Regions from separate parts of the Homo sapiens genome. Here region 2 is linked to region 1. A link is a loop called in an ENCODE intact Hi-C map of the cell type or tissue named here. Cell type or tissue: IMR-90. All regions are shown on one strand. Each heading gives the region's core, and the rest is flanking DNA. Links, peaks and the distances in the headings are about the cores only. Region 1 overlaps TNKS2 (tankyrase 2). Region 2 overlaps BTAF1 (B-TFIID TATA-box binding protein associated factor 1).

The links. Hi-C counts contacts between places; a loop is a spot of excess contacts. Peaks named below come from ENCODE experiments on the same cell type or tissue, not always from the same donor. Only the 100,000 strongest peaks of a DNase experiment are listed, where the experiment ranks them.
Region 2: it touches region 1 in a loop (2.0-fold over the local background); 3 of 110 quality-filtered maps call a loop at or near these places.

The regions. Positions count from the first base shown.
Region 1 is chr10:91,855,911-91,872,011 of GRCh38, forward strand. TNKS2 (tankyrase 2) reads left to right here. Exons shown (of 27, transcript NM_025235.4): 24 at 1,515-1,620; 25 at 3,552-3,738; 26 at 6,089-6,245; 27 at 7,027-9,565. The coding sequence ends at 7,089. Among named protein-coding and RNA genes, the nearest start is that of FGFBP3-AS1, 44 kb to the right of the region's middle. In IMR-90, for the core only: no CTCF peak of the experiment used is centred there; a DNase peak (open chromatin) is centred at 9,021.
Region 2 is chr10:91,960,415-91,976,515 of GRCh38, forward strand. BTAF1 (B-TFIID TATA-box binding protein associated factor 1) reads left to right here. Exons shown (of 38, transcript NM_003972.3): 12 at 2,124-2,264; 13 at 3,663-3,787; 14 at 6,223-6,343. Among named protein-coding and RNA genes, the nearest start is that of BTAF1, 45 kb to the left of the region's middle. In IMR-90, for the core only: no CTCF peak of the experiment used is centred there; no DNase peak of the experiment used is centred there.

The sequences.
Region 1 (16,101 bases), core at 4,622-12,621:
AGTTTATGGGTTATGCTTTATCTTGGGGTAATGCTAAATACTATAGGTTCAATACTTTATATAAAGTACTGTTAAAGTACTCTATTGTAACAAAGCTGAATTTTTTTTGTGGCGGATACCATCTTTATAGTCATACAATGCTTATTTTTTTATCCTGATTGACTACAGGTTTCTGAAAGTCCCCAAATATATTATCTTTTTATAAACTTTAATAGTACTCTCTTCATCTTTTCCAGAAAAATATATTTTAAAAATGTTTTGAGTCATTTAGTGACTGCTGTCTTACTGATTTCAGTTACTCTTCTTAGGAACTTTTTCAACATTATGTTTTTCTTGAACTATAGTAATCAAAACTGCACACCATACTTGATGCATAATGAATTCGTATTAACTACATTGATGCAGTATATTCCTAATAATTGTAAAAATAAGACAGAATTAATATGTGACAAATGCCTTTCTAATACACAAATGCTAAACTCTGAACAGTATCAAATCTTTCAGCTGTATTGTATTACTGTTTCATAACATACTATGAGTATAATATGTAATCAGGCAAATACATGCCTACTACAGGTACATTTCAGTCAAGTCCACTTTGTCTACAAGCATTAACAAAATGTGTGGAGTTTTGTTAGGAGTGAGAGCAGGAGAGAGGTTGTGTGTTTGATTTCTAAAGTAGTTGGATTTGAGAAAGATACAGTTTTCTTCCTCTAATAAAGGTATTTTCATGCGTTGTGTAATAAAAATTTTTTCAGTGATGAAACGGGTTTTTTTTGTTGTTGTTGTTCCTTTTTAATGCATAAATGAGATCTATTTGTGACAGTTACGATCCTTGATTACATCTGTGGCAATATTTTGCATTATTTGAGCCAAGACTAAAACCATCAGCTTCCAGGTGTGCTCTAGGAACCAGCAGGGGGCTGTAGCACCTTTAAACACAGCTAAGAAACAACACTAGTATTGTGAATTTTGTTCCTAGAAATACTCCTAATGAGACTGATATCCACCTTAAAATCTTCTGCGGACAAAAATTTTCTGAATCAGAAGGTCGAGGGAGTAATTGTGTATGTGTTGAGGGGTGGGGGACGCTATTTCAAATATTCTTAATTTAAAACAGATTAATATGGAACTCAGACAAATACATTGGGGAAAAAGGATATTCTTCTCTTTCTAGTACTTTATACAGAAAAAACTCGGCATGTCTGATTTGGAGGTGTTTTTGTAATAGTTTTAAGTTAATGAGAATGGAAGTGTTTTAATAAATTAACAGTATTCCTGACCTTCACATATGGCCTTTTTTTCTTTGAATTTTTTTAATCTCCAAAATGTAGCTATACTTCCAATTTTATGGTTGGGACAAAGTATTTTTAGTTGATTAAAATAACACATTTTATATTTCAGAGTACAGTTTTGCCTACCTTCTAGCTAAATGTATGTCCCATGTTTGGTTTAGATGAAGAAGTCAGTAAGTAATTCCTAAAGATTTGATTTTTCTGGTTTATTTTTTATAGATTCAGAAGGTTTGTAACAAGAAACTATGGGAAAGATACACTCACCGGAGAAAAGAAGTTTCTGAAGAAAACCACAACCATGCCAATGAACGAATGCTATTTCATGGTAAGATTCCTCCCCACCAACTCTACCACTGTCTTCCACATTAGGATAGTTTTTTTGTTCAGATATGAAATAATAATAAGCCTGTATATTCTTTATGTCAGTATTTTAAGATAAACCTACTATTTCTGTAACTTTCACATTTATATTTTCAACTTCTTTTGAATTTGTGTATTTTATAATGGATTGTTTTTAAATAAGATTACCACAATAAAAATAGAAATGAGAGTGTTGACTATCTTTTCCTTTTTTCTTTAAATAGTAAATTTTGCTTATGGTCACTCTAGGAAATTTTGTGTTTTCCATTTAACTAGTTGATTGAATTAAAAATAAGACCTGGGAATCACCTCAGAAGAAGGTGTACATCCTATTCTGATTTTGATTCTAAGTATCAAACCCACACAATTTGAAAAGAGCCATTGTTATTGAACCTGTAGAGGTTTCTGATGACTGTAGAATTGAAACCATAGAATTGAATTGAAAGCACAATTACTTATTCTTCTTGGAATTTTCTACTTTTTTTGTATTATAAGCTGGCAGGTGTTGATTAGTCTTTCAAATTTTAGCAAAGTTAAACATATTAATGTAGTATTTATGAGGGCTTCAAGTACATTACCCATAGTAGTTCCAGTCTGTTTCTTCATTTGTCCTTGATTGCAGAAAAATTTTAGAGACCTGTAAAGTTCTCTAAAACACAGTAAATTTCATAATACCCTGGGAGAATGGCTGTAACAGAATGGATTCATGTGCAGAATCTAAACATGTTGCACTCCTTATTCCAAAACCCTAAATAATTATCATGATAATCTCTTGACACAGAGCATATTTATTTATCTGTTAATTGATGGTTATAATATGGTTTTTCTAATTTGTAATATAAATAATTTTGGTTTTCCCAAGTTAATTCAAAAAATGATTCTATTCATCTGTATTTCTGTAAAGTAGAATTCAGTATATTTTCCTGTCTGTCTGTGGAAAGGGAATGTGATCTTGATAAATGAATTAGCTGTGGTTTTTTGACTTTTTCCATCCCCCACTCTACTCCACTCCCAAGGAAAGAGGAGAGAGAAGTCAATGTGCAGGGGGTGAGGGAAAGCACCACATTTGCAGATAGAATCTTGTATCGTAATTAATGAAAGGCAGAAGTGGAAGGATAGAAGAGAAGAGGTATAAGAAAGAGAATAAGAATGTGAAAGTTGGGCCGGGTGCGGTGGCTCACGCCTGTAATCCCAACACTTTGGGAGGCCAAGGTGAGTGGATCACCTGAGGTCAGGAGTTTGAGACCAGCCTGACCAATATGTTGAAACCCTGTCTCTACTAAAAATACAAAAGTTAGCCAGGCATGGTGGTGTGCACCTATAGTCCCAGCTACTCAGGAGGCTGAGACAGGAGAATTGCTTGAACCCGGGAGGCAGAGGTTGCAGTGAGCCAAGATCATGCCACTGCACTCCAGCCTGGGCCACAGAGCGAGACTACATCTCAAAAAAATTTAAAAAAAAAAAGAATGTGAAAGTCTACTTGGGCCACTTGGTATCTTCAAAAAAGCACACAGGCATAGGCATCATTCTAAGACCTAATTGCATTTAGCTTTGCTATCTAAAGTGAATTATGAGCCTCTTGGTTTTAGATTTTTATGGATTTGCAGTCTGGCATTTGGTAACTCTTACACTGATATTTCAAGTACTCTGTTTTTCTAGTTCAATCTGTGTCCTTATTTTAGCACATAAACCAGCACTCTGTTAGAAACATTAGTTGATGTTAGCAGTTCTTTATTCTAAAATAGCTGGCTGACAGTTAACTTGTTACCCTTTTTCGTTTTGGCTTTATTATGGTTGGGCTATATATTTAAGAATTCAGTTTCTAAGAAACTAGTTTTTTACTTTTTATTCTAAGATAAATTTTAAATTATTGTTACCCATCTATATGTGTTTCAGGGTCTCCTTTTGTGAATGCAATTATCCACAAAGGCTTTGATGAAAGGCATGCGTACATAGGTGGTATGTTTGGAGCTGGCATTTATTTTGCTGAAAACTCTTCCAAAAGCAATCAATATGTATATGGAATTGGAGGAGGTACTGGGTGTCCAGTTCACAAAGACAGATCTTGTTACATTTGCCACAGGTAAGAGATCACTTGTTCTCATTTATTTTGGTGGTAATCAGATAAGAACTAGTTGCATTTTTGAGGGCAAAGCATTATGTTGGACAGTCTTAGGAATGCAAGCTAGGCATGTTTTAGATTGCTTTTGGCCCTCTCACCAATTGTAATAATAGCTAATATTTATTAAATGATCCGTATGGGCCAATTATAATTTAAGCACTTGACCTGTTTGGCTAATTTAATCATTAGAATATCTGGTGCCTTAAAGCATACTGAGTAGAAAGTAACATTAGGCATGAAAGAGGCTTTATTGTAGCCCTTGAGTATTGTAGGACTCTGTGGACTCTAAAAATCTAGTATTCAAATGCTAAAATGGCATTATTTGTCAAATCTAATTATTTGATGGCAGTGCCTGAGCCTCTCTTCCACTGTGATACGATCCTAATCCTCAATTTGCAATATTACTATAAGAACTTGAAATTAAAACATTGATCCTTTTTGAAAGGAAATAATAATCAAATAACTACTTTGCACTTTTTTTTTCCACTTTTAATTACCTGTTCTAACTCACTTGTTAAAAATCATTTAAGTAACTTGTCCCTAACTTATAAAATCCTTATAGGCAAAAAGTAATGCCACTTGAAAAATCCAGTAAGATTAATTCCTGAGATTTATTCGACAGTTAGGGCACTGCTTATTGAATATACAGAGCAGTAGTTTATCAAGCATTAGCATGCATTAGAGTCACCTAGATGGCTTGTTTAAATCACAGATTCTTAGGCTCCACCTTCTCAGTTGCTGATTTAGTAGATCTGGGATGAGACTCTAGAATTTGAGTTTCTACCAAGTTCCCAGATGTGACACTGTATTTCTGACCACTGATCTAGAAAAAAACCCCTAGAGCAGTACTTTGCACTTTGGCAGCACATTGGAATCACCCAGGGAATATTAAAAAACTATTAATGCCTGTGTCCCACCCTCACAGAATCTCTTTTAATTGGTCTGGGGCATGATCTGGATATTAGAATTTTTAAAAGCTTCCCAGTTGATTTCAAAGGGCTTCCGAGCTGAAGAATTGCAGTCATGGAGGGAAACAGGTTCTTTCTTTGTGTTTGTTTTGTTCTTACTGTTACCCCTCTAAATTTAGGCCTGCATAGGTAGTACACAGTAGGCCCTCCTATGTATGACGTCCCACTCACTTCTATTTTAGATCATAAATTGGAGTGGTTAGGAGGCATGTAATTTCCTGTAAATTGAACACTGCTGTTTTTATTTGTCATATATGGTCTGAAGGCTAAATAGTTCTGATTATTAGTAATAAGCAGCATTCTAATACCTCCCTCTTCTTTGGAAGATAGAACCATCAACTGGTCTACAGAAATCTCCTGTTATCTTCTAAAAAGAAACAATGACGTTAATACTAAAAGGTTGTTTGAAACTAAGAAAGGCTAGTCACATGCCTGAGAGGAGTGAGAGGGTAATCTACTGAAACTGGTGGTGAGGGGAGACTACCAGTTTACTTCCTATCTAAGGAAGTAACATTTCAGCTGAAGTCTGAAAATTGAGTGGGTATCAGCCAGTGGAAGAGTGGTAAAATAGATAACATTCCAATGGTGGAGAAAATTCTGTGGATGGGGACCATTAATAAAGCAAGTTTGGCCTTTGTGAAGAAAAGAAAACTAATGTGCATGGGGCATAATGAACATAAAATGAGATTCAAGAAATTGGAGCCATTGTACAGAATTTGGATTTTCTCCCAAGTACAGTGACAGCCTCTAAAAGGTTTTAAGCAGAAAAGTGACTTGATCTAATTTTTGTTTGTTTTAATTAGTTGGATGGGAAAGGTTTGGACAGGAATTACAGAAGAAACAGGAAGACTGGTTTAGAAAGCCATTGTGTGATAGTCCAGGTGAATATTTCAGTGATTTGACTTAATAGTGACAGTAGAATTAAGAAAAGTAAATGGATTTCAAATATATTTTGAAGGTAAAATCAACTGGAGTTAATTAGATATGTGTCCAACTTTGCAAGCCACTTAATGGAAGTCCACTAAACCTTCTCCTTCCCACTTGGCCAGTGACTTTTGTTTTTTGCTGAGATACAAACAAGGTGGTAGAGTCTGTATCTCTATAAGGTTATTACATTTTTCAGATTTTATAGTTAAAATAAGGACTAACTAAATTGACAAATTATTTCATTAATAAGAGTAATAGAAGACATTCTTAAAAAGTTCTTTTAGGGGTGAAATGATAAAAACAATTATAAGTATTTATGTATAAATAATTTTTTAAAACTTATGCCGTGTCCACACATTGTCATATTTATGTATCAAATTTGACTTCAGGGTGATCTTTTCCTTTTCGTTTTATAGGCAGCTGCTCTTTTGCCGGGTAACCTTGGGAAAGTCTTTCCTGCAGTTCAGTGCAATGAAAATGGCACATTCTCCTCCAGGTCATCACTCAGTCACTGGTAGGCCCAGTGTAAATGGCCTAGCATTAGCTGAATATGTTATTTACAGAGGAGAACAGGTAATGTAGTTTTATTTGTTCATCTTCAAAAATGCTAGGGAGGCATACTTTAACTTTTTATTAATCTCTTGAATTGACAAGACATATTGCCTTAACTGGATTTTTTAAAAATTTTATTTGGAGATAATTTCAGATTTGGAAAGTTACAAAAATAGTAAAGAGAATTTTCTTATAACCTTTACCTAGATTTCCTAAATGTTAATATTTTGTTCTCTTTTTTACTCTTACCATTCTCTCCTTCTTTCCTTGTGTGTGTACCTATTTTTTTGTGAACTGTTTGAGAGTAAGTTGCAGGGCATGTCCCTTTACCATTAACTATTTCAATTGTAAATTTCCTAAAAACAAGAAGATTTTATTCAAATTTCGCCAGTCGTTCCGGATTTTTCTTAGCTCTTATAAATAATTGAAATCTTGTATTTAACAGCCTGTCCATAGCAAAGAAGTATATAACTGTGTTTTGCTCTCAGTGAGAGCCAAAAGTAGTTCTAGAGCAGTGTTGTGAACTGGGAGTAGGTATCGGAATCACCGCAGTTACTAAAATCAGACATGATTTTAGTCTTATCTGATACTTATGAACTTAGTATTCATCTTAGACTTGCTGATTGAAAATCTGAAGAACTGTACTCAGGGTAAAGATGTTTTGAGAAAATGTCCCTAGATGATTCTGATCTACAACAGTAATTTAGAACCTCCTCCCTAAGATTAGGAATACTTCCGGAAAGTCTGTTTATCTTTCAAGAAAATTTTTGTACCATTATTTGAATTTATCTTTCTCTTCCAGGCTTATCCTGAGTATTTAATTACTTACCAGATTATGAGGCCTGAAGGTATGGTCGATGGATAAATAGTTATTTTAAGAAACTAATTCCACTGAACCTAAAATCATCAAAGCAGCAGTGGCCTCTACGTTTTACTCCTTTGCTGAAAAAAAATCATCTTGCCCACAGGCCTGTGGCAAAAGGATAAAAATGTGAACGAAGTTTAACATTCTGACTTGATAAAGCTTTAATAATGTACAGTGTTTTCTAAATATTTCCTGTTTTTTCAGCACTTTAACAGATGCCATTCCAGGTTAAACTGGGTTGTCTGTACTAAATTATAAACAGAGTTAACTTGAACCTTTTATATGTTATGCATTGATTCTAACAAACTGTAATGCCCTCAACAGAACTAATTTTACTAATACAATACTGTGTTCTTTAAAACACAGCATTTACACTGAATACAATTTCATTTGTAAAACTGTAAATAAGAGCTTTTGTACTAGCCCAGTATTTATTTACATTGCTTTGTAATATAAATCTGTTTTAGAACTGCAGCGGTTTACAAAATTTTTTCATATGTATTGTTCATCTATACTTCATCTTACATCGTCATGATTGAGTGATCTTTACATTTGATTCCAGAGGCTATGTTCAGTTGTTAGTTGGGAAAGATTGAGTTATCAGATTTAATTTGCCGATGGGAGCCTTTATCTGTCATTAGAAATCTTTCTCATTTAAGAACTTATGAATATGCTGAAGATTTAATTTGTGATACCTTTGTATGTATGAGACACATTCCAAAGAGCTCTAACTATGATAGGTCCTGATTACTAAAGAAGCTTCTTTACTGGCCTCAATTTCTAGCTTTCATGTTGGAAAATTTTCTGCAGTCCTTCTGTGAAAATTAGAGCAAAGTGCTCCTGTTTTTTAGAGAAACTAAATCTTGCTGTTGAACAATTATTGTGTTCTTTTCATGGAACATAAGTAGGATGTTACATTTCCAGGGTGGGAAGGGTAATCCTAAATCATTTCCCAATCTATTCTAATTACCTTAAATCTAAAGGGGAAAAAAAAAATCACAAACAGGACTGGGTAGTTTTTTATCCTAAGTATATTTTTTCCTGTTCTTTTTACTTGGTTTTATTGCTGTATTTATAGCCAATCTATACATCATGGGTAAACTTAACCCAGAACTATAAAATGTAGTTGTCTCAGTCCCCTCCAGGCCTCCTGAATGGGCAAGTGCAGTGAAACAGGTGCTTCTTGCTCCTGGGTTTTCTCTCCATGATGTTATGCCCAATTGGAAATATGCTGTCAGTTTGTGCACCATATGGTGACCACGCCTGTGCTCAGTTTGGCAGCTATAGAAGGAAATGCTGTCCCATAAAATGCCATTCCTATTTTCTAATATAAAACTCTTTTCCAGGAAGCATGCTTAAGCATCTTGTTACAGAGACATACATCCATTATGGCTTGGCAATCTCTTTTATTTGTTGACTCTAGCTCCCTTCAAAGTCGAGGAAAGATCTTTACTCACTTAATGAGGACATTCCCCATCACTGTCTGTACCAGTTCACCTTTATTTTACGTTTTATTCAGTCTGTAAATTAACTGGCCCTTTGCAGTAACTTGTACATAAAGTGCTAGAAAATCATGTTCCTTGTCCTGAGTAAGAGTTAATCAGAGTAAATGCATTTCTGGAGTTGTTTCTGTGATGTAAATTATGATCATTATTTAAGAAGTCAAATCCTGATCTTGAAGTGCTTTTTATACAGCTCTCTAATAATTACAAATATCCGAAAGTCATTTCTTGGAACACAAGTGGAGTATGCCAAATTTTATATGAATTTTTCAGATTATCTAAGCTTCCAGGTTTTATAATTAGAAGATAATGAGAGAATTAATGGGGTTTATATTTACATTATCTCTCAACTATGTAGCCCATATTACTCACCCTATGAGTGAATCTGGAATTGCTTTTCATGTGAAATCATTGTGGTCTATGAGTTTACAATACTGCAAACTGTGTTATTTTATCTAATCCATTGCTTAATGAGTGTGTTTTTCCATGAATGAATATACCGTGGTTCATATGTTAGCATGGCAGCATTTTCAGATAGCTTTTTGTTTGTTGGGAAGTTGGGGTTTTGGGGGGAGGGGGAGTATTAGTACGTTGCATGAAATAGCTTACTTTATAATGATGGAATTGCTTTTTCTTTTGTCTTGTGATTTTTTTTTTTGAAGTGAAATTTAACTTTTTGTGCAAGTAGTACTATTATACCCATCTTCAGTGTCTTACTTGTACTGTATCACATTCCATACCCTCATTTAATTCTTAATAAAACTGTTCACTTGTTTTTCTGGGTAGCATGGTAATTACTGGAATAGTATAAATGTGTTGAATGGTCTTTGAGAAAATGAATTAAGATTACAATAAACCACAATTGCAGGAAAACAATGTAGTTCTGAGTCTAATAGTGATAAAGAATGCAGTTTGAAGTTTGAAATATTGAATATTGTAGCTGTACTTGCTCATTAAAATGAAAGTAGCTGTGAGATGCTTTCAACATTTAGTCTATTCAGCACAACTGGTAAACCTTAAAGCTCATTCCTGGGAAATTAATCTTCTTAACTTATAAAAAGGAATATATTTTTATTTCTGTGTCATATGAAAACATTCTTAATAAGTTTCCAAATCTCAAAGTTAGTGGTATTTATTGCTATTAAAAGAAAGAGTAATCGCATATGTATATTAGACTTCAGTATGTTAAGTTTCCTTGTGTGTGAGCAATTCCCTGATTTCCATAATAAGAGAATGATGGTGCAAATAATTCTTAAGTCTTTTGGCTTTGAAATACATTTCAGCAGCTCTGTGTTCCTGCTTCATTTAGGGTAATATGGAAGTATTTGCTGCTATTTCAAGTATGCATGCCAGTCTCGGGTGTTTATTGTGATCCAGTTGTTTGCAGGTTGATGAGGCAAGAAAGCATGCAGATTTCCCAGAGCTCTTATAGTCAGTACTCCTGACTGTGCCTTTACCTGCTGTCCTATTACAGGACTAGAGTGACAAAGGAAGCAAGTAGTGGTGGTACTCATTTTTCACCAGGAGAACTGTCAGACTTCTATAAAATTAAATTGTAATATGCCTTTCCCTGTCTCCTGTGTCTCCACACCTCCTGCCCTTTTGTGCTGACTAGTTTAGACAGGCTATGACCTAAAATACTTAATTACTGCTCTTCACATAAAGCCATTATTATTAGAAGTGATGTCTCCACCTTGTCACCCACCCACAGCTGTCATTTCCGTAACACAAATATATACAGAGCCCCTCAAAGCAGTATGCCCACATACTACAAAGCAGCACTATACAAAGGTGTGATCTGCCGATGGGATTGGTCTGCGAACTGATATTGTTACCAGCCCATGGAGATATGAATACAAAAAGTAAGGGTAAACTTTTAAAAACTTTTATAGCAAGACATTGCTGTAATTTATTTTTCTTATTTTTAATTGAAATATTGGCCTGCAATGGATTGGAAACTTAGAAAGAAACTGATCCTTCACAGATAATTTGAAAGGTTTCACATCTGCTTTGTATACCAGTAGACTTAGCACCTAGCATATCTGGCACATAGGGTTCCTCAGTAAATTTTTCGTTGGGTGAATAAATAGTGATTAAGTGATTGGGCTGTAAGGTCAGATGTATATGGATTTTAATTTTTATTCTACCCCTCACCATCGTTGTGATCTTGAACAAATTATGTACCTTTTAAGATTTTTATAACACTTTATAAGGTTGTAGAAAGTAATAAATGATTTTCTGTCTGTGCTACTAAGCATTGTACTTGCCAGTAACTGGTTATTATAATTAATATTTCCCTGAATATTCCAGAATTAATGGCTTGAGTTTTCCCACTTGTCACGGAAACATAGAGCATAGAATTTTAAAACTGCAAGATGTATTAGCCACTAATTCCTTTATTCTAATGAAATCTTAAGAAGCTCAAAATATAAAGTATATAAATCCCTAACCCACAGGAATCTGTTTTAAAATTACTGATATGAGCACACAGACAGACATACCCATAATCCAGTCTGCATCATATTTGTCTAGAAAAAAGCCTCACTCAGATGAACTCATCAAAAATCCAAAACAGTGTATTGTAAGCACAAATCAGTAGAGACAATCTTGGAGGATTAGCACCTCCCACAAAGTAGTGAAGTAAATATTGTTTAAAATGATTGGGTTGAGGGTGGGAATAAAAGAAATCATTAAAACCATTAAGATGACGCTGTGAAGAAGGCAAAGTCTTCGAAAAAGTAAGTCTTTAGAACTATATGTAATTAGAAATTAAAAACTCAAACAGATTACAGACTGGGCATATCTGAAGATAGAATTGGGGAACTAGAAGATACAGTGGAAAACACAGATTGTAGCACAGAGAGAAGAGATGGGAAATACAGAGGGCTAGGAGACAGAATAGAATGAGGAGATACAACATAAAGAATAGGGGAGGGAAGAGACTTGAAAAATACCCAAGAATTCATAGAGAATATGAATCTTTAAAGAAGCAGCAGCTTAAGAAACACCTAGGAGGATGAATAAAAGCAAGTCTGCTACTAGACATAGTGAAACTGCAGAGCATCAAAAGACAAGAAAAAAAATACTTACTAGAAAAGACAAAGGATTAATACACTGACAGCAGATCAGTGGCAGCAACAGAAGCCAGAAGACAAAATAACTTAGAAGTGCTGAGGAAACTACTGTTAGCCTAGAATTCTATACACAGATAAACTAGTACTTAAAAAAGAGGATGAAAAATGCATCTGCTCTTTTGCTGAGAGATCTAGTAGATTGTTCTTTAGCAAAGAAAGCAGTTGAATCCAAAAGAGCAGGATGCAAGAAGCATAGTGCACAAAGAAATCGGCAAACATGTCAGTAAAAAGGCTGAAATAATATAACTGATAAGGAATAATATTCAAGACCAATCTGTATGATTTGCTACTATTTGTATACGTAGGAAAAAGTACAACATGCATTTGCTTGTTTATGAATAAAATTCCTTCAGGATACACGTGAACTGTTGGAAGGAAACCTCAGTGCCACTGGGATCAGATGTGAAAGACTAAACTGTATATCCTTTTATTCCTTTTGAATTTTATAACAGGACTATTTAAAGCACTATAATAAGCATTGTCTGCAATACACAAGTAATAGATTTGAGATTTTTAAAACAAGGTGGAATGAAAGTACTAGTTGACAATAGTATGGGAAATAGAAGCTTTAAGATGCTGATGAAATTTAGACTTTAAGTCAAGTATGCATATTAAATTTTCAAAGATAATCACTAAAAGAGTAGAAATCGAAGTGTAAAGATTGAAGAAAGGTAATACAAATGAACCAGTCGAATAAAAATAAGAATAACAGGTGACTCGTGCACTTTTTTCCCCAAAAAATATGTCAAAGAATCAGGTGAACAGGAAATATCTGTAAAAGGTTAAGAGTATCCTGGACGCACCTGAAGAAGAAAAATAAAGCAGGAGAACCAGAGATGAAGAATAGAATTAATGCTGTCGTAACTGAGATAGTGTGATATTGATATAGGTGTAGAGTCTTTGACCAGTTGAACAGAGTTTATAAGGGCTTTTTATATACCAGAGTAGCACTATAGATCCTGAGGAAAGGAGGAACTATTCAATAAATTGTAATGGGACAGCTGGTAATCCACATGGAAAAATACATATCTGGATATATACACAAAAATAAATTTCACATAGATTTTATATAGGACATATGTGAATAGCAAAATATTTTAAAGGTTTAAAAGAAAATATAAGAAACTGTTAATGACTTTGAGATAAGGAAGAACTTTTTTTTCTTTTTTTGAGACGGAGTCTCGCTCTGTCGCCCAGGCTGGAGTGTAGTGACGCGATCTCGGCTCACTGCAAGCTCCACCTCCTAGGTTCACGCCATTCAAGGAGGAACTTTTTAAGTGACCTTCAAACAACACTGACCCTAAAAGGTTGGTAAATTTGACTGTATTAAGTTTAAAAGCATCTGTTAATCCAAAGGCCACTAAGAAGAAAGTAAAGAGACAAGTCATAAAGTGTGAGAAAATATTTGCAGCACATAAAGGGCAAATAATTTATATTCAGGATATACTAAAAACTACAAGAAAAAAATGAAAAACGCGGGGCGGGGGGCGCGTGTGAACAAGCGTTTCTCAAAATGGGAAACTCAATAAACATCAAAAAACGCTTAGCCTCATTAGTAATCAAGGAAATTCAAACTAGGTACCATAAGGTACCATTTTATACCTGCCAGAACTGACAAAAGTAAAAAACTTAGCAATGCAGGTGTTCGGATCTGGATCCCATACATTGCTGTTGGTGTGAGTGCTTTTGAAATCCATTTGGCATTACTGGTAAAATGAGAAATTCCTCCGACATCTAGGTGTGGAGAGAAACCCTTGCTCAGCGGCTTCACGAGTCATACGAAGGAACACAACACTGATCACAATGTTTATATAATGACTATCTTCTCTTTCCACTCTTCACAGTTCTCCAGCCTCCTTTTTGCCCCAGAAATCTAATCTTGATGGGCTACATGGACAGATTCCCTGTTCTCTGGCTTTCCCCTTTTAACCCAAGGGGAGTATCAGCCGGATGTTGGAGGGTGATTAGGAAGAGAGTGAAATTCAAACATCTATTTCCCAGCTCCCATCCTGATCAGTCTCAGGACAACCTTGGCACTATTGACGTTTTGGGAAGATAATTACTTGTTGGGGCTATTCTGTGCATTGTCGGATGTTTAGTGGCATCTCTGATCTCTAATCACTAAATGCAAATAGTACAGCTGCCCCTTGTGACAACCAAAAGTATCCCAGACATTGCCAAATGTCCCCTGGAGGACAAAATCGCCCTGGGTGAGAATCCCTGGGTTAGCTGTCCCCTTCACTAAAAGGTCACCCCTCCTTACAGAGTGGCCTTCCTTCTTACACAACTTTGGAGGTAAAAGCAGTCAATGTAAAAACTAGCGATTTAAGGGAATAAAATAGGTAAGGTAATCAAGAAAAATCAGAAATCTACAATATAAAAAAGTTTTGATAGAGAAGTAGCCACAAATACAAAGAAAAATGTTTAAAAATTTTAAAGACCGCTTTGCTCAACTCCATACAAATAAATTTGGGAACTGAGATAACACCTAGGGTAATATTCTAGTAAAACACAAATGACTAAAACTAACCCAAGAAAAGAGAGCAAGTCTAAACAAACCAGATGCCAAAAAAGAAAGAAAGAATTCTGTCAAAGAGCTATCCCCAAACAATTCCCAGACCCAGGGAGTTTCATGGTAGAGTCTTACAAAACATTAAGGAATAGATAACTCCAATGTTATTTAAACTGTTCTAAGAGTGTAGACAGTTTCCAATTTTTTAATAAATACATATAGAATTAATATCAAGCTTCAACAAGGTGAGAGAAAAAGGAGTGGACATTAATGCACAAAATGTTAATTGCAAGCAAAATCTAGCACAACATTAACAGAATAATACCAGTAGGAATATAGATAAACTGCAAATGGATATGAGTGAGCTTTCGGGTGATGGAAATGTTAAAGCTGTTTTTTAAAACTAATACATAATGACCAGTTGGACTTTATACCAAAAATGCAAGGCTGGTTCACCCCTAGAAAATAATATAGGCCGGGCACAGCGACTCACGCCTGTAATCCCAGCACTTTGGGAGGCTGAGGTGGGTGGACCACAAGGTCAGGAGTTCAAGACCAGCCTGGCCAACATGGTGAAACCCCATTTCTACTAAAAATTAAAAAAAAATTAGCCAGACATGGTGGCGCATGCCTGTAATCCCAGCTACTTGGGAGGCTGAGGCAGAAGAATCACTTGAACTCAGGTGGCGGAGGTTGCAGTGAGCCGAGATTGCGCCATTGCACTTCAACCTGGGTGACAGAGTGAGACTCTGTCTCAAAAAAAAAAAAGAAAATAATATAATTCACCTTATCAGTAGCTGACAGGGCAAAAATTAGACAACAATCCCCCTGAATTCTGAAAGGCATTTGATAAAGGCATCTAAATTTGATATATATATATGTGTGTGCTTATATATATATGTGTGTGTGTGTGTGTATATATATAGTGTGTGTGTACTCTATATATAGTGTGTGTGTGAGTCTGTGTGTGTATACAAGAATATATATATATACACACACACAAAATAGATACTTCCAGACGTAATATTTATACAGTTGCTCCTTGATTTACCATGGGGCTAGGTCCAAATAATCCATTGTGAATCGAAAATATTGTATGTCAAACATGCATTTAATGCTAGTGATATGATGGTTCATCTTAGAATTTTTTGACTTAAGAATGGCACAAAAGCATTATTCAATAGAAATTATAATGAGTTAGGATTAATGATTTAGTAGAAATCGTAATCCCATTGTAAGTGGTAAGGAGCTCTTTGACTTATAATAGGGTTACATCCCAGTAAACCCATCAGTAAAGAAGAAAAATCATTAAGTCTAAACATTGTTAAGTCAGGAACAAACTTTACCATGCAACACACCTAGACAAGGAGCATTTTGTTTTGATTCACCATTCTTGTGAGCTCTTTGATCTGGTATTTTCTTGGCCTTGTACCAATTGGACCTTTGTGCTGCTGGAAAAGACAGATGTCTACCTGTTGCCTCCTTCCCCTAACACTCTCCCAGTGGTTCTGCCAGAGTGCCCAGAATGTCCACTTTTTAAGCAGTTCTTTGGGTTCAGGTGGTGATAACATGCACAGATGTCATCTAGAGGGGCTCGTTAAACCCTCCGTTAACTGTCCTAAGAAGGTGGAGCACCTGTCAGGCAAACTTGAATGGAGAAAAACCCTGGCGTGAGAAGACAAAGATGTGGGAATTGCTTGGTAGACTCAGGTTCTGGTCTTGCTTCTAGCAGTTGGGTGAATTGAACAAGTTGCTCAACTTTTCTGGCCATCACTACCCTCTTCTGAAATCCAAGGGAGTATAGCTGACCCAAGTCCTTATTCCTAACAAAATCTTATGCTGAAAACCAACGTGTAAAATAGGT
Region 2 (16,101 bases), core at 1,583-9,582, 100 kb after region 1:
TCAGTGCTCTTCATGATTTGGTTTTACTGTTTTAACTCATTTAAATATTGAATACATGCTCTGAGGGCTATACAACATGGTGCCAAGTTATGCAGTATACATACAGGAGTAGACATCAAAGTGTAAAGCAGACAATCTGTATGGTCATGTACTTTTTACATAAACTGTCAGTGTTTTTTTTTTTTTTTTAATCCTTTATGACAAAGCTTAGAAGAAGAAAATGCATGTAGTCTTATTATTTTCATATAGGGAAATAAGTTCTGAAAAATTAGATGCCTTGCTGATGGTCACAAAACTAGTTAAGGTTAGTTAGTACTAGAACTAGAAACTAAATGGCATGTCTTATAGAACAGTGTTTAGTGTAATGTTATACATCATCTAGGATGAAAATACCTGCATATGCAGATAGTCCCCTACTCAGGAACATTTATGTTCCCTTAGTGGGTTATTAAAAACTCTGATATATTCTGGCTAGGACTTCAGTTCTTAGATTGGCCCACAAAAGCCTATTTCATATATAAATATATCTAAAGTCCTTTACTAAACTAATAAGTGCTGTGTAATCTATATATACACATAATATTTTTGTGGAAAAATTGATTCTGATTTCCAATATGAGATGCCAGTAAAACATCTCTTTTCTCCTTCTCCCTGCTTCTCCACCATAGATCTAGTGACAGAATTAGGGACTTCCACAAATAGTTGTCTTGACTCTGAACATAATGGGTCAGCAAAGAGTGAGTATTGACGAAAAAGAAGAGACGTGGAAGTAAAGGAGAGATTATGAATGAGGAGCTAGAGAGAGACCAGGACCTTTTCTTACCAGTTTAATTTCCCGTAATACTTTCCAGTTAGGATCAGCATTGTCAGGGTGTTAGGCATTGGCCTATATAGGCATTTCACTATCCATTATGGCTACTTAATGCTTTGTGCCAGCTTTTCTTCTCTTCCCATGCTCACTGTATAACAGATTGGAACCTCCCTTTCTGTCTCAAAAAGCAAGCTCAAAGGCCTTTTGAAGTTTTCTAAGATTGTCTTTTTTTTTTTTTCCCTTCTTTAACTGCCAATAACAAAGCATTCGTGATTCTGCTGAGAGACCTGAACTCTCTGTCCAACTCTTTTCTCCCTCTGCTCCCTTCCTTGCTTTTCCTGCCCCTTTTAGTGCTCTTCTCCCCTTGGCAGCCACCCTCTTACCCCCATAAACAAAACCTTTTTTTCTGTGTTCTGCACTCTAGCCTCTGTAGATAACAGTAGACTTATATGGAAATGGAAAGCACCTTATTTGTTTTTGAAATATTATCCCTATTTCGTAGTGAAACCAGTTCTCAGTGAGATTCCTAGTATATGATCACAGGAGTAATGTCTGGGGCCTGGTCTGTTGGGGGAAATGAAAAGACATTAAATTGGAATAATGAGAAGTGGGAAGGTATGGCTTTTCTTTCACTCTTCTCTCATTTTCCTTTTGGTTGTCGGTGGCATTGAATGAGATATGGAGGCTAGGATTCTGGCAGAGGGGTTTGTGTGTGTGTGTATTCACACAGAGAATTCATAGTCTTACGTATAAAACATGTTTTGATGTTTTATGTCTCATTGAATAAAGTACTTGATGCCCTTGTCTTTTTCAAATGGGATTACTTAGGCTTCTATTGATGTTACATTTTTGTTTATGTGATTGTTTTTTAGTAGGTACAGTCATAATGATGTTTCAGTCAATGATGGGCCACATATATGATGGTGGTCCCATAAGATTATAATACTGTACTTTGATTGTACCTTTTCTGTATTTAAATATACCAATATTTATCATTTTGTTAGTAGCTGCCTATGGTATTCAGTTCAGTAACATGCTGTGCAGGTTTGTAGCCTAGAAGCAATAGGCTGTGTCACACACATAGTTAGGCGTGGTATAGGCTATACTGTTTAGGTTTGTGTAAGTACACTCTATAATGTTCACAGAATGACAGAATTGCCTGATGTATTTCTCAGAATGTATCCATTGTTAAGCAGTGCATGACTATAAATATTGGAATTTAGCTGTCATGTGGCAAATTTAAATTTTAAAATGTTTAAGCACAGTAACTGTAGAATAGAAAATTAATTTATTTTCATGTACTGTTTTACAGGATGTAATTAATACTTTATTGCCTAAAGTTTTAACTAGAATAATTGAAGGACTCCAGGATCTTGATGATGATGTCAGAGCTGTTGCTGCAGCATCATTAGTGCCTGTAGTAGAAAGCCTTGTCTATCTTCAGACACAAAAGGTAAATTAAATATTTTTACAGTTTCTTACTATAGAGCTTGTTTTCATTTGGGATATGGAGTATTAGAAAATACATTGTGTACATTTTTCTCCTTCATCTTCAATTTTTTTTTTTAACAACAGCCCTCTGATGCATGCAATCTTGATTATATATTGTACTTTGGAAGAGTGAATTGGATCCATTTGTCTACTTTCCCTTCATGTACATAATATATAGGGAACTTCCTTGAGAAGAATGCAGCCATTTCTTCCTAATTTTACTCCTGGTTTTTAGATATATTGGATTTTTGTTTGTTTTGATTTTAGTTTTTGGATTGTTTTTTTAAATCTAGTCTCCCCTCCCCTCCCTGTCTCTCCTCTCCTCCTCTCATTATTAATTATTAATTAGTATTAATTATTAACTAATAAGTGCTGTGTAATCTATATATACACATAACATTTTCTTTCTTTTCTTGGGTCTCACTCTGTCACCCAGGCCAGAGTGCAGTGGATGACATGTAGCCCCACTCTCCTGGGCTCAAGCAGTCCTTCCTGCCTCAGCCTCCTAAGTAGCTGGGACTACAGACACATGCCACTGTGCCTTGGCTGATTTTTTAAAAGGCATGGTGGCGGGCGCCTGTAGTCCCAGCTACTCAGGAGGCTGAGGTAGGAGAATGGCGTGAACCCGGGAGGCAGAGCTTGCAGTGAGCCAAGATCGCGCCACTGCACTCCAGCCTGGACGACAGAGCGAGACTCCGTCTCAAAAAAAAAAAAAAAAAATTATTTTTTGTAGTGATGGGGGAGTCCCCCTATGTTGCCGAGGCTGGTCTCAAACTCCTAAGCTCAAGAGATCTTCCCAGTCTTGGCCTTCCAGAGTGCTGGGGTTACTGGTGTGACTCATCACACCCACCCCTCTAGTCTCATTTTTTGAAATGACTTTTTTAAAGATCTGGCTGACTTTCCACCTTATTATCAAAATCAGAACACAAAGTTAGAAGTACAGTAAGCAGTATTTTAAGAGCTTAAAAACTAAATTTTTTTTATGATGATTAGTACCATTTTAAATGCAGTAAAATTACATAGAAGAACATGTCTTGTGTCTCGATGCTCTGTTGTTTTCACTGTTAAGTTTTTTACATAAAATAGTTGTGGCTCTTTTATTTTCTGAATTCTACCCATTATGAGTCTGGTCAGGCAGGGAAGTATCAAAGTAGAGTTGAATGGCATTAAAAAGAAGGAATAGAGAATTGTTAAAGGCAAATAGTGTGACCTCCTTAACTTTACTCAAAATTGACACCGTCCAAGGTCATTGGAATTGCATGTGTTGTTGAATCAGTAGTGACCCCTGGGATACCATTTGGCAGGGTTTGTGAGTATTTTGTGCAAAATTGATAACTTTTCTTGAAAACTGATCTTATAGGTGCCCTTCATTATAAATACATTGTGGGATGCTCTTCTGGAATTAGATGATCTAACAGCTTCAACAAATAGTATTATGACTCTCCTTTCATCCTTGTTAACTTACCCTCAGGTCCAACAATGCAGGTAATTATTTCTAATTAGTGGAATAAAGTAAAAAGTCTTTACATACCTTTCGAGATAATTCAGCCTAAACATAACAATATTTTAGCACCTTTAAGAATAATATTATTTAAGCTGGAGATGCCAAAGACTACCGTTTTCAGAAGGCCTTGTCTTTTTTACTCTAGCCATTCGGGCAGCAGCTTACAAAGATCATTTTTTTTTTACCCTTGAGATATTTCAGTTATATAATTCATCGTCTTGTTCGTCTTATAATTGTTTACTTAGAAATATAATCATTGAATAGTATTTCCAGTTCTAGTCCTAGAACGTAGAATTTTAGCTTTATTTAGTAACATTTAGTTAACAGAATTATCATCGAACATCAGCTTTAAATTTTCTAAAACTTGCCCCTCTGTGAACTTTTTTTTTGTAATGTTCATGTCTTCAACTCTTGTTCTTGATTTCAGTAATTACTTATCATGAAGGAAATACATAATAATGTAATATAATGTCCAAAGGCAGAGATCAAATGAAGCCAAAAACATACATCAAAAATTTAGTGTCACCAATTTTCCTGTCCTGATATATGAATCTCAGCTCAGCGAATTAACATATTCCCTACCTTTTAGACTGGCCCTTGAATATTGTTAGAGATAAGTGTCCTTAGAGATAGAGAATAGTGTCCTTAGAGACAGAGAAGAAAAAATTATTATGCAACTTTAAAAAATTCACAGATGAGAAAATTACTCTTCTTGTCCTAGTGAGGGCGTTCAGTGAATGTTCATATAAATGCTTATATGTGGTTTCTGGCTCTATGAGTATTTCCCATGAAACCCATAGATGTATAAAAAAAGTAGAAAATATTTCAAATAATACTGACCTACTGGAAGTACTTTAATGCTAAGTTTAGATTAGTTGGATAGCCTATAAGTAGGAATAGCAAAATAAGTGCCTATAAAAGCAAAAGAAGAGAAAAATTGAAGTGGTAGTACATTTATGGGGTTTCCTAATTTTTGATGTTTCTATTACTAATGAAAGCTGTACAAACTAAATGAGTTAATCTATGTGAAAGCCCTCTTTAAGCTGCAAGATGAAGGGGTTTTTCATTACTGTAAATCAAGGATTGGTAATCTTTTTCTGCAAAGGCCCAAATAGTGAGTATTTTTGTTTTGTGAGCCAGTCTGTCTGTCAAAACTACTAAGCTGTCACTGTAGTGTGAAAACAGCTGTACATGGGTAATACATAAGAGAATGAACGTGCCTGTGTACACATAAAACTTCTACTTAAAAAAAAATGGGTGGAATGGATTTGGCCTATGGGCCTTAGTGGATGGTGTCAGAAAAACTGGATAATATAAAAAAGAATATAGTGAAAATTCTATTAATTCAATGTGAAATAATGTAGTTTTCCGTCTTTTTTGTTTCAAATTTGCTTCATATATTGTGATACTTGGCAGATACTTTCTTCTAGTTTATGTAAGAAGAAATGTAGCATGTTATTTGGAGCATGAACAGTTAGACATTTAACAAGACTTTGTTATAATGCTTTTATGTGTTTTGTGTCTTTTTTATGTCTATGTGTACCTGTGTTTAAGTTAGAATTTTATAAATAAATTTGCTAAATATGAAAATAAATACAAGAAGGTAGTGTTCATACAAACCTGCAAGTAATGAAAATAGTGTTAAAAGATAGGCCTCCTGGGAGGAACCACAAAAGACCAAATACAGTGGCATATTATTTTTTGCTTATGTCTTTTTCTGTGGAGCCATATATTTCAAATGCTGCTTATGAATTATTTCCTAGTTCCAGGTAACTTTTACAAATGACTTACGAATGTGACAGGAATCCTGTGGCCCAAGTTAGTCTAGACTTGGCTTTGTTTGCTTCCCCATTTAAAACTTAATCTATGAGAAGGAAGAAATTTGAGTTTTCCTAACTTAGTAATGCTACACCAGGATAATAAATGTCAAAGTTGCTACCATACCACCACTTGCTCATTTGATATGTGACAGAGATGGCACCAAAGGGAGATGGAAATTATGTGTATCTACCCGTTGGGGTTAGCCATGGGGAAGAAGTAAGGATTAGCAATCCTGATCATGTAGGCTGACTACCAGCTAGGATACATGTCCCATTTTCCTAAGAACAATTACATTGGAAAGTCCTAACTTGATAAAGGTGACTCATAGCATTAGTGCCATAGAAGAACCTGATGTTAGTATTTCTACCCTTCTTTTTGACTGCATTTGCTCTGGCTCTTCTGTTGCTACGATAACAGTTGTGAATGACATTGTTACATGAATGTTCATATGAAAACTGTATTATCTTTTAAGAATTTATTCATCAAAAAAGTCACATGGTGTCAGCATCACTAGATCCCATGAGAATATTTAGATAATGTATCTACAGAGTTACAACTTAGAATAAGTAAGATTAATTTGTGTCTTCTTTATTAGTATTCAGCAGTCACTGACAGTTTTAGTTCCACGTGTCTGGCCTTTTTTGCATCACACTATATCATCAGTTCGAAGAGCAGCATTGGAAACTCTGTTTACGTTATTATCAACACAGGACCAGGTAAGAACTGATAACTATAGCAGTCTTGAAACTTATATAAATTAATTTTATAAAATAAACCTGGTCTTTAGCTTACCCTTGCTGTATATCCAAAGATCAGGACAATGTTGGGCCTAGTGGTATGGTAACCATGTAGATGAATATAATCACTGTAAGAGCAGAAATATTTTAATATTTTGTTCTAGATTGTATTCTCACCACTTGAAATCATGCTTAACACATAGGAAGTCCTCAGTAAATGTTTGTTGAATGAGTGATTGATTGAATAGTCTCTTCCTGTCAGAGACCTGTTATATAGTCTTTGCATGCTCTTTGTCTGTGTGGCTGACAGTTGGGTGGCTGGCAGAACCCATGGCCCAGGTGAGAAGGCTACATTTGAAGGTCTAGAGTACAACTCTTAAAAGACTTACCAAGGAATTCCCAGGCTCTTGCCTTTATTTAAAGATTTTTCAATCTTAAGAGCATGCTATTTTCAAGGATAGTATACTTCAGGAGTCACGTTGAAATGTCTACAGAGATCATTCAGATAATATCAGTGTGTAAATGGAGCCTGTGGTAAGCTTAGGAGTCCTTGCCCTGTTTATAAAAGGCTTCACATTCCCATTTTTAAAATAACCTTATAGGTCAAACAAAGTACCTAGATTTAGGGGATTATCAATAAGAAATTTAGTTTTCTAGTGTGCAGTTAATAGGTACTACAGTTTGGGCCAATCATTTTTTAAAAATAGTGACTAAGTAGTGAATAAGTGCCTCTTTTGTGTTCACTAACTGGATTCTCATGTGAATTAGGAACATTTTGTGTAGACTTGCCTTAGTGTGCAGCATGATACTCTGTTGAACTTCTGTAAATAAACATCTGTAAATTTTGTTTGGCATTATCATTTTGATTTTGTCTGATCCAAATCTCTGAGAACAACTGTCAGGTTTGTTTTACAGTTCTCAGTTGATCAAGCATGGGCTGATATGACAGCTGGCATGGGTTGTTCTTAATTTTCATTTCATTTTTGCTTTATTTTTATGCTTTTTGCCTAAATGTTTGTGAATTCTTAAATTCATTTTATGTAGACCCTTTGAAGTTACCAAATTTTTTATCTTCATATCATTCTTTTTGTATATATGGACTTTATTTTTAATAGCAGTTTTAGATTTACAGAAAAAATGAAGGAAAAGTACAGAAAGTTCCTGAATACCCTTTTATCCCTCCTACTACCCACACATAGTTCCCCTTATTGTTAACATCTTGCATTAGTGTGGTACATTTATTAAAACTGATGAGCCAATATTGATACATTAAAGTCCACACTTTACAGTAGGGTTCGTTCACTCTTCTGTACATTTTGTACATATTGTACATTTACAAATGTACAATAATATGTACCCACCATTACAGTATCATACAGAGTAGTTTAACTATCCCCAAAATCCCCTGTGTTCCACCTATTCATCCTTCCTTCCCTGTCCCTCAACCCTTAACAGCCACTGATCTTTCTTACTGTCTCCTTAATTTTGTCTTTTCCAAAATATCACATAGTGGAATCATATAGTATGCTGCCTTTTCAAATTGGCTTCTTTCACTTAGCAATATGAAATTAAGGTTTCTCCATGTCTTTTCATGTCATGGTAGCCCATTTCTTTTTATCACGGAATGATACTCCATTGTCTGTACCAGTTTATTCATTTGCCTTCTAAGGACATCTTAATTGCTTCCAGTTTTTGGCAATTATGAATAAAATTGTTACAAACATTCACGTGCAGGTTCTTATGTGGGCATTAAGTTTTCAACTCACTTGAGTAAATACCAAGGAGCGTATCTGCTGAATTGTATGGTAAGGGTATGTTGACTTTTGTAAGAAACTGCCAACTGTCTTCCAAGTGGCTGTACCATTTTGTGTTTCTACCAGCAATGAGTGAGGGTTCCTATTGCTTTACATTCTGGCCAGCATTTTTTGTCAGTGTTTTGGGTTTTAGCCATTCTTATAAGTGTGTAGTAGTATTTCATTGTTGTTTTAATTTGCAGTTTCCTAGTGATACATGATGTTAAGCATCTTTTCATATGTTTATTCGCCATCTACCTCTCATCTTCGGTGAGGTGTCTGTTCAGCTTTTGCCTATTTTTATTTATTTATTTTATTTTTGAGACAAGGTCTCACACTGTTGCATGGGTGTGATCATAGCTTACTGCAATCCTGAACTCGTGGGCTCAAGTGATCTTCCCATTTCAGCCTCCTGAGTAGCTGAGACTACAAGCACGCACCACCATGTCTGGCTAATTAAAAAAAAAAATTTTTTTTTTTTTTTTTTGTTAGAGATGAGGTCTTGCTAGGTTACCCAAGCTAGTCTTTTGCCTATTTTAATATTGGGTTGTTTTCTTATTGTTGAATTTTAAGAGTTCTTTGTATATTTTAGATACAGTTTCATATTGTTTTTTAAAGCCCTTTTATTCCTTATTAGGTGATCAAGCCACCTGCAGGCTATTTTTAACTTGTGACTTTATTATTAGTAATACCAACTTTACATTACTAGAAAATAAGGTATTCTGTATAAATGAAATTTTCAAATAACTGAAATATACTTTTTTTGCCACAAAAAAAAAGTTAGCTATTAAAATGACTGCCACAGTAGATCATCATTTTAAAGTATATTAAACATAAGCTAACTTTTTTTTGGTGAGTCAGTCACCAATATTATTTGTTGGTTATTAGTTTTTATACTGTTTATTATAGCATACTGTGGGAATATTGAGATACATGAGTCACTGTTTGCAGTAATTGAACTGTTCTTTTTCGGTTTGCTGTTGCCTAATTTTTATCTCCTCTCTGCTGTCAATTGTGATTTCTCACTTTTGTTAGTCTTGTAATACCTCCTCCCTTGTTCTAAAATTTTTGCTATAAATAAGATCCCAAGATTGTTATAAATCCCCGTCGGGCCCAGCGTGGTGGCTCAGGCCTGTGATCCCAGCACTTTGGGAGGCTGAGGCGGGCGGATCACTTCAGGCCAGGAGTTCCAGACCAACGTGGGCAACATGGTGAAACCCTGTCTCTACTAAAAATACCAAAATTAGCTGGGCATGATGGTGTCTGCCTGTAATCGTAGCTACTCGGGAGGCTGAGGCACAAGAATTGCTTGAACCTGGGAGGCAGAGGCTGCAGTGAGCCGAGATTGCACCACTGCCAAGCCTGGATAACAGAGCAAGACCCTGTCTCAGAAAAAAAAAAAAAATTCGCCTTCCAATTTTTAGTCCCTCAATGATTATGGATATTGGCTTTTAAAATTTCCTGGTTGTGAAAACATCTCTGTGTTCTTTGATGTTGATTTTCTTGTCCAGGGATTTTTTTTTTTTCCTTTTGAATTTGCCCTTGCTGGCTCATAAATGAAGGCTTTGGTACTAGCCTTCATTTCTTTATCATTTAATATGACTCTTTATCATTTCCTATACCAGAATGCCATTGTCTTTGTATGTAATTTGTGGCATGTTAGCCACCTTTTAAGCATGGGCCCTCAATGTTTGTTAAGTAAATTAGTGTGAGATTCTGTGCTGGGTTTCCTGGGAAATAAAAAAAAGAAATCCTGTGTATTAGCCTTTTTTCACACTCCTGATAAAGACATACCTGAGACTGGGCAATTTACAAAAGAAAGAGGTTTAATTGGACTTAGTTCCACATGGTTGGGGAAGCCTCACAATCATGGTGGAAGGCAAGGAGGAGCAAGTCACGTCCATGTGGATGGCAGCAGGCAAAGACAGAGCTTGTGCAGGGAAACTCCTGTTTTTAAAATTGTCAGATCTTGTAAGAATTATTCGCTGTCATGAGAACAGCACAGGAAAGACCCACTCCGTGATTCACTTATCTCCCACTGGGTCCCTATAACAACACATGGGAATTATGGGAGCTACAAGATGAGATTTGGATGGGGACACAGAGCCAAACCATATCATCCTACATGTTTCTTACCTTGGAAAAGTTTACAGTATGGTTGCTATAAGACTATTATATTACATGGTAAGTTTAATAACCTCTACAAAGAGTTAAATAACAGAAGACCAGTATGTGAGAGATGTCAGACAGCAGCATTAAAAGACAAACTAAGCTGAAAGATCAGGAAGATTAGGTGATGTGGTTAAAAAAACTAGTATTCCCTCACTTCTTTTTGATTCATATTTAGTATCTTTGATATGTACTTTCACAGACGTTTTACTGAATATGTCAATTTCAAGTTAGACAAGCATACAGAATGTGTTTTGAACAAAAGTGCTTTTCTAGTCTGTTCCCTTTAGACTTTTAAAACATTCTGCTTCCATATTTTTCTTCCAGTTATTCTGACATGTTTGTGGTCCTTTTTTGTTGGAGTCTTAATGTTTATTGTGTTTCCTGTATCCTTTTGTGTTGATTATGCTTTTAGCTTCTTTTTCTATTATTTTTCATAACTTTTCAATGGCATCATTCATGAAATTTCACTTGTGTTTAGCCTTTATCTTCAGCGTATCTCTTTACTGAAAGAGATGCTGTCTGTGAAACTTAATATTGGTGCTTCCAGATTTTGTGCTTTGTCACTGCCCTGATCCTTGCTGTTTATTATCTTCACCACCAAAGACTATGGCTATGGCACTAATCACTGATTCTTAGCAGTCTCTGATTTTGGTCCCCACATACATGCTTTACTATTTTTATTGGCTATTTCATTCTGTGTTTTCAAATAATGGTATAAAGCCAAACTTTTTTTTTTTTTTTTTTTTGAGATGGAGTTTTGCTCTTGTTGCCCAGGCTGGAGTGCAACGGCATGATCTTGGCTCCCTGCAACCGCTGCCTCCCGGGTTCAAACGATTTCCTTCCTCAGCCTCCTGAGTAGCTGGGATTACAGGCATGCGCCACCACGCCTGACTAATTTTTGTATTTTTAGTAGAGACAGGGTTTCGCCATGTTGGTCAGGCTAGTCTTGAACTCCTGACCTCAGGTGATCCACCTGCCTCGGCCTCCCAAAGTGCTGGGATTACAGGCATGAGCCACCGTGCCCAGCCCAAAGCCAAACCTTTCAGGAAGCTTTTCTTAATACTACCACCTATTTCCTTTTTTTAAATTTTGGGATTTTTTTTTTTAATGGAGAAAAGAGCAGGGAATTGTATGAAACAGCATTCATTTATGTTTACACCATCCATAATTGACATTTCTTATAATTTTGTCTTGTTTCAAGTTTTTGTCATAAAAAATTTAAGTTATAATCCTATCTTCTAATTTACCTACTTCTGCCTTCTGTGTATTCATAAAAATTATCATCCTTTCTCCAGTATGCTCCTTAAAGTTTGGAATTTTCGTTTCTACATGGTCATAGCATTTCTAAAAGGAAAGAATTTAAGTTTCAGAAGGATTTGGGGGACCATAGCCTCAGTTACTCACAAACTGGTTAGTAATTTGTAATCGCCTACCACTATATTAGAATTAAATTCCTGTCTTTCTTGGTTTTCTAATACTTGGCTCTTGTCAACATTTTCCCCTAATATTTCCTAATGTATACTCTGGAGTCAAGAACATTTTCTAAATCCACTCCTGTATCCTAAGTGTAATCATGTTCATTTGACCAAAGTATCTTTGGACATGGCTCCTTGCTCCCTGCTCCCCTACCCCCACTCCCTCCCACTCTCACCTTCCTAAATTTTAGCTCCGTTTCTTCCTCTCTGTACCTTTTCTCTCATGAGACAAATCAAATCTCTAGTGCGACAAAGCATTTCCAACTTCTGTAACTTGTTTTATCTAAATCATTGTTTAAAGTCGTCATTATGCAATGAAAACTCATTTAATTTTTATTGTTAATCTTGTGATCCCATTATTTGCTTTCTGAAAAGCTGTACGAATAAACCATCTCTGATGCTTTTATCTGTTATTGTATTCCTCTCCACAAATTGCCTGAAAGTTACTTATTGATTAATTTATAGCTGTGTGCAAACTCTTTGTGGTGCAGTTCCATGATTCCTTTCCTGCAACTTTGAAAGCCAAAGCTTATTGTGAATTGGGTCAATTTATAAAACTACTAATTTGGTGGCAAAACCTGACCATTCTGAAGAGAAACTGTTTAGTCTTTATCCCACTTAATGTGCCTATTCACACATTTTGCTGCAGAAATATTAATATATTTTATTCAGGTGCTACTGGTATTGTATTGGAGATATTATATAATATACACTGTATACAATTCATTATTCTAAAATTTGAAAAATTTCTGAGTTTCAAAACACTTCTGGCTCCAGGGAATTTGGATGAAAGATCATTGACCTATTGTGATAATAAAAATCCACTCTCACTTTTAATTTGTGTTCCTTTTTCTGAGCTGCTTCCTTGCCTTTGATTTCTTAGTGTTGTTAAGTATTCCTAATTAGTCAGCAATCCTTTATGGAAGCAATCATAATGTAAAGAGCCGTTAAATAGAGCTTTTTATCACTGTTGTTACCCCTTCAATGGTAAAATGAAAAGATCCCTTAAATAGACAGGATCTGAGTTCTAACTTTGGCTCTATCATTTGCTAATTTATGACCTTTGTCAGATTTGTCTAACCCTCTCTGGTGATTATCTCTAGCCTCTGTCAGAGTTACATGGATCAAGTGAGATAATGTGTATGAAAGTGCTTTGAAAATGTTAATGCTATACAAGTATAAATAATAGTACAGATACTAAAAGAATAATTAGTAGTTCCATTCTGAGCATTCTTTCCTTATTCTGGGGTATAGGAATGATATTTAATTGTGATAATAATAATCTAAGCTGTTGAGGGCTTACTTTATGCTAGGAACTGTGCTAAGCAGTTTACATGAGGTGGCTACTGCCATTCCTGTTTTGCAGATGAGAGAACTGATAATCAAAGATTAAGAAACTTTCCCGGCCGGGCGCGGTGGCTCACGCCTGTAATCCCAGCACTTTGGGAGGCCGAGGCGGGCGGATCACGAGGTCAGGAGATCGAGACCATCCCGGCTAAAACGGTGAAACCCCGTCTCTACTAAAAATACAAAAAATTAGCCGGGCGTAGTGGCGGGCGCCTGTAGTCCCAGCTACTTGGGAGGCTGAGGCAGGAGAATGGCGTGAACCCGGGAGGCGGAGCTTGCAGTGAGCTGAGATCCCGCCACTGCACTCCAGCCTGGGCGACAGAGCGAGACTCCGTCTCAAAAAAAAAAAAAAAAAAAAGAAACTTTCCCAAGCTCATATAAGCAGCTCACTTCAGTTTCAGATCTTATTCTGGCTTTCAGCTTTTAACTAAATTTTATACGGGGACAAAATAATTATGTGTCTAATTGCTTTCCCACTTCTGCTTATGGAGTCATTTTAACTACAAAGTGAGAAAAGGAAACTCACCTGAATTACTAGTAGCTGTGTCCTGGTTTCAGTTTCTAACTTCTCAAGCTATACCTCAATAATTCTAAAGTAATTTTTCAAGGTCAGACTTGGCTATAGCTCAGTGTGTCACTGCGTTGTAAAGATTGATGCTTCTGTTTCCTTGAAATTATCCTGGTTATCTTTAGTAATTTTTTGGTTTTGTTTTGCTTTGTAAAATCAGTAGATTTTATAAGGGAGATGTCCTTATTTTTAAAAGGTATCCATTATAAGTATGTGTGCTGGCATGCACATCTCTAAAATGTCCTTAAATAAAACTACAGTTAATGCAGTTGTCTCTGAAACATTATTTCCTTTATACTTCCCTGTGGCATACCATGGCATTTGTGAAAATATATTGTTTAATCAGTGTGCCTTCTTCTGTGATGTTAACATGTGAAAGAATTGGCAAGCTTGGCATCTTGAGGAGCATGAAGTAGGTACTCTTAAGAAAAACCATGGCCAGGCACAGTGGCTCACTCCTGTAACCCCAGGACTTTGGGAGGCCAGTGCAGGCAGATCACTTGAGGTCAGGAGTTTGAGACCAGCCTGGCTGACACAGTGAAACCCTGTCTTTACTAAAAATACAAAAATTAGCCAGGAGTCGTGGTGGGTGCCTGTCATCCCTGCTATTCGGGAGGTTGAGACAGGAGAATCACTTGAGCCCGGGAGGCAGAGGTTGCAATGAGCCGAGAGATTGCACCACTGCACTCCAGCCTAGGTGACAGAGTGAAACTCCGTCTCAAAAACAAAAAACAACTAGTTTTATTTCATAATGATTTACAATCAAGGTATAACTTTTTTTTGCTAAACTAGCAGCTTGGTAATCAAAGTGAAGGAATTTACCATTTGTTTGTCCTTTCTATATTGTCTCTTTAGCCAGTGTGTTTGTACGTGCTAGAGTACACCTATTAATATATATATCTATCAGTGAACTACTGAAATATCCAGATTAACTAGTGTTAGTAACTGGTAACTGTTGTTGCCAGACAAACTCCTAGACATGAATCTCCTATTTTGCCTTCTTTACTGACTGGGTCAACTTTTCCATTCCATTGCATCTCAGTCACTTTGTGAGTCATTCCAAAATTTCAGTTACCAATACATTAACTTTTGTTTGAAAGGCAAGCTTAGTTATTACATGAAGATATACATGAGATTGAGTTGGAATCTGAAGCATAATTTCGAATGTTAGAAAATTTAACATACACAAATAAGTAGGAAACAAAGACCAAAAGAATAGCCTGAACTAAGACTTTGGCCTTAGAGAATGCTAGCATATTTGGGTATTGCCAGATTTTATAAAAATATGAAAAGGAGAGAGCAAAGTTGAAATATTTAGCTGACCTTCAATAAATGTTGGTTGGAGAAATGAATAGAACAAGGCATTATAAACTGTCTGATATGGAAATTTTCTTTTCCTTTGGCTGTGGATCACAATAGGGTTTCAGAGCAAATTAGTAAAATTAGTGAAAGAACCCAGTGTGATTCATCACCAACTTACAGGTTCTCTCCTGATCTTCTTCCCTGCAGTCTGAGAGCATTTGATATGCTGGTAGAAATGATGAATTGGCCTGCAGGCAAGAATCAGGTGTTTGTGGTAATGCTCAGATTGCTCCTTTTTTCTGAGTGTACCCATTTTGTGGGAAGATAAAAGAGGGACCGTAACAAAAGGGTACAGACAAGATCTTATCCCACCTGAGATGCCAAATCTGCCAGTTAGGGATCTATGGCTGAGCCATTTTTACAATACAACATTCCTGACACCAAACGTGTGGGTTTTTTCCTTACACCAACCAATTATCCAACTCCCTGGTTGCCAACTTGGTATCATACAATTCAGTTCAGTTCTGACAGTCTACCTGGAATTAGTGTCAGCTCCCACAAGTTAGAGAGCTCAGTCGCACAACAGATAGCAGTTGCAAGTGTTGGACCTTCCGTACTTCTGACCTACCATCTGTAAACTGGGTTCCCCTGACCCTCTCCTCAGGTTTGATAACTTGTTAGAATGCTTCACAGAACTCAGAAAGGCTGTTAAACTGGTAATTACAATTGCCGGTTTTCTATAAAGGACACAACTTAGGAACAGCCAGATGGAAGGAGATGCACAAGGCAAGGTATGGGGATGAGGTACGTGGAGCTTCCATGTCTTCTTTAGGCATGCCACCCTCAGCACCTCTGTGCACTCACCAACCCATAAACCCATAAATGTAGGTGTTTTATGGAGACTCTATTATGTAGTCATGATTGATTGAATTATTAGCCATTAGTGAGGTGATTAACTTAATCTCCAACCCCTCTAGCTCTGGAGGTGGGGAGCAGGAGGCAGTCTGAAATTTTTTAGCCCTCTAATCACATAGTTAGTTCCTCTGGCAACCAGCCCCCTTCTGAAGCTATCTTGGGGCC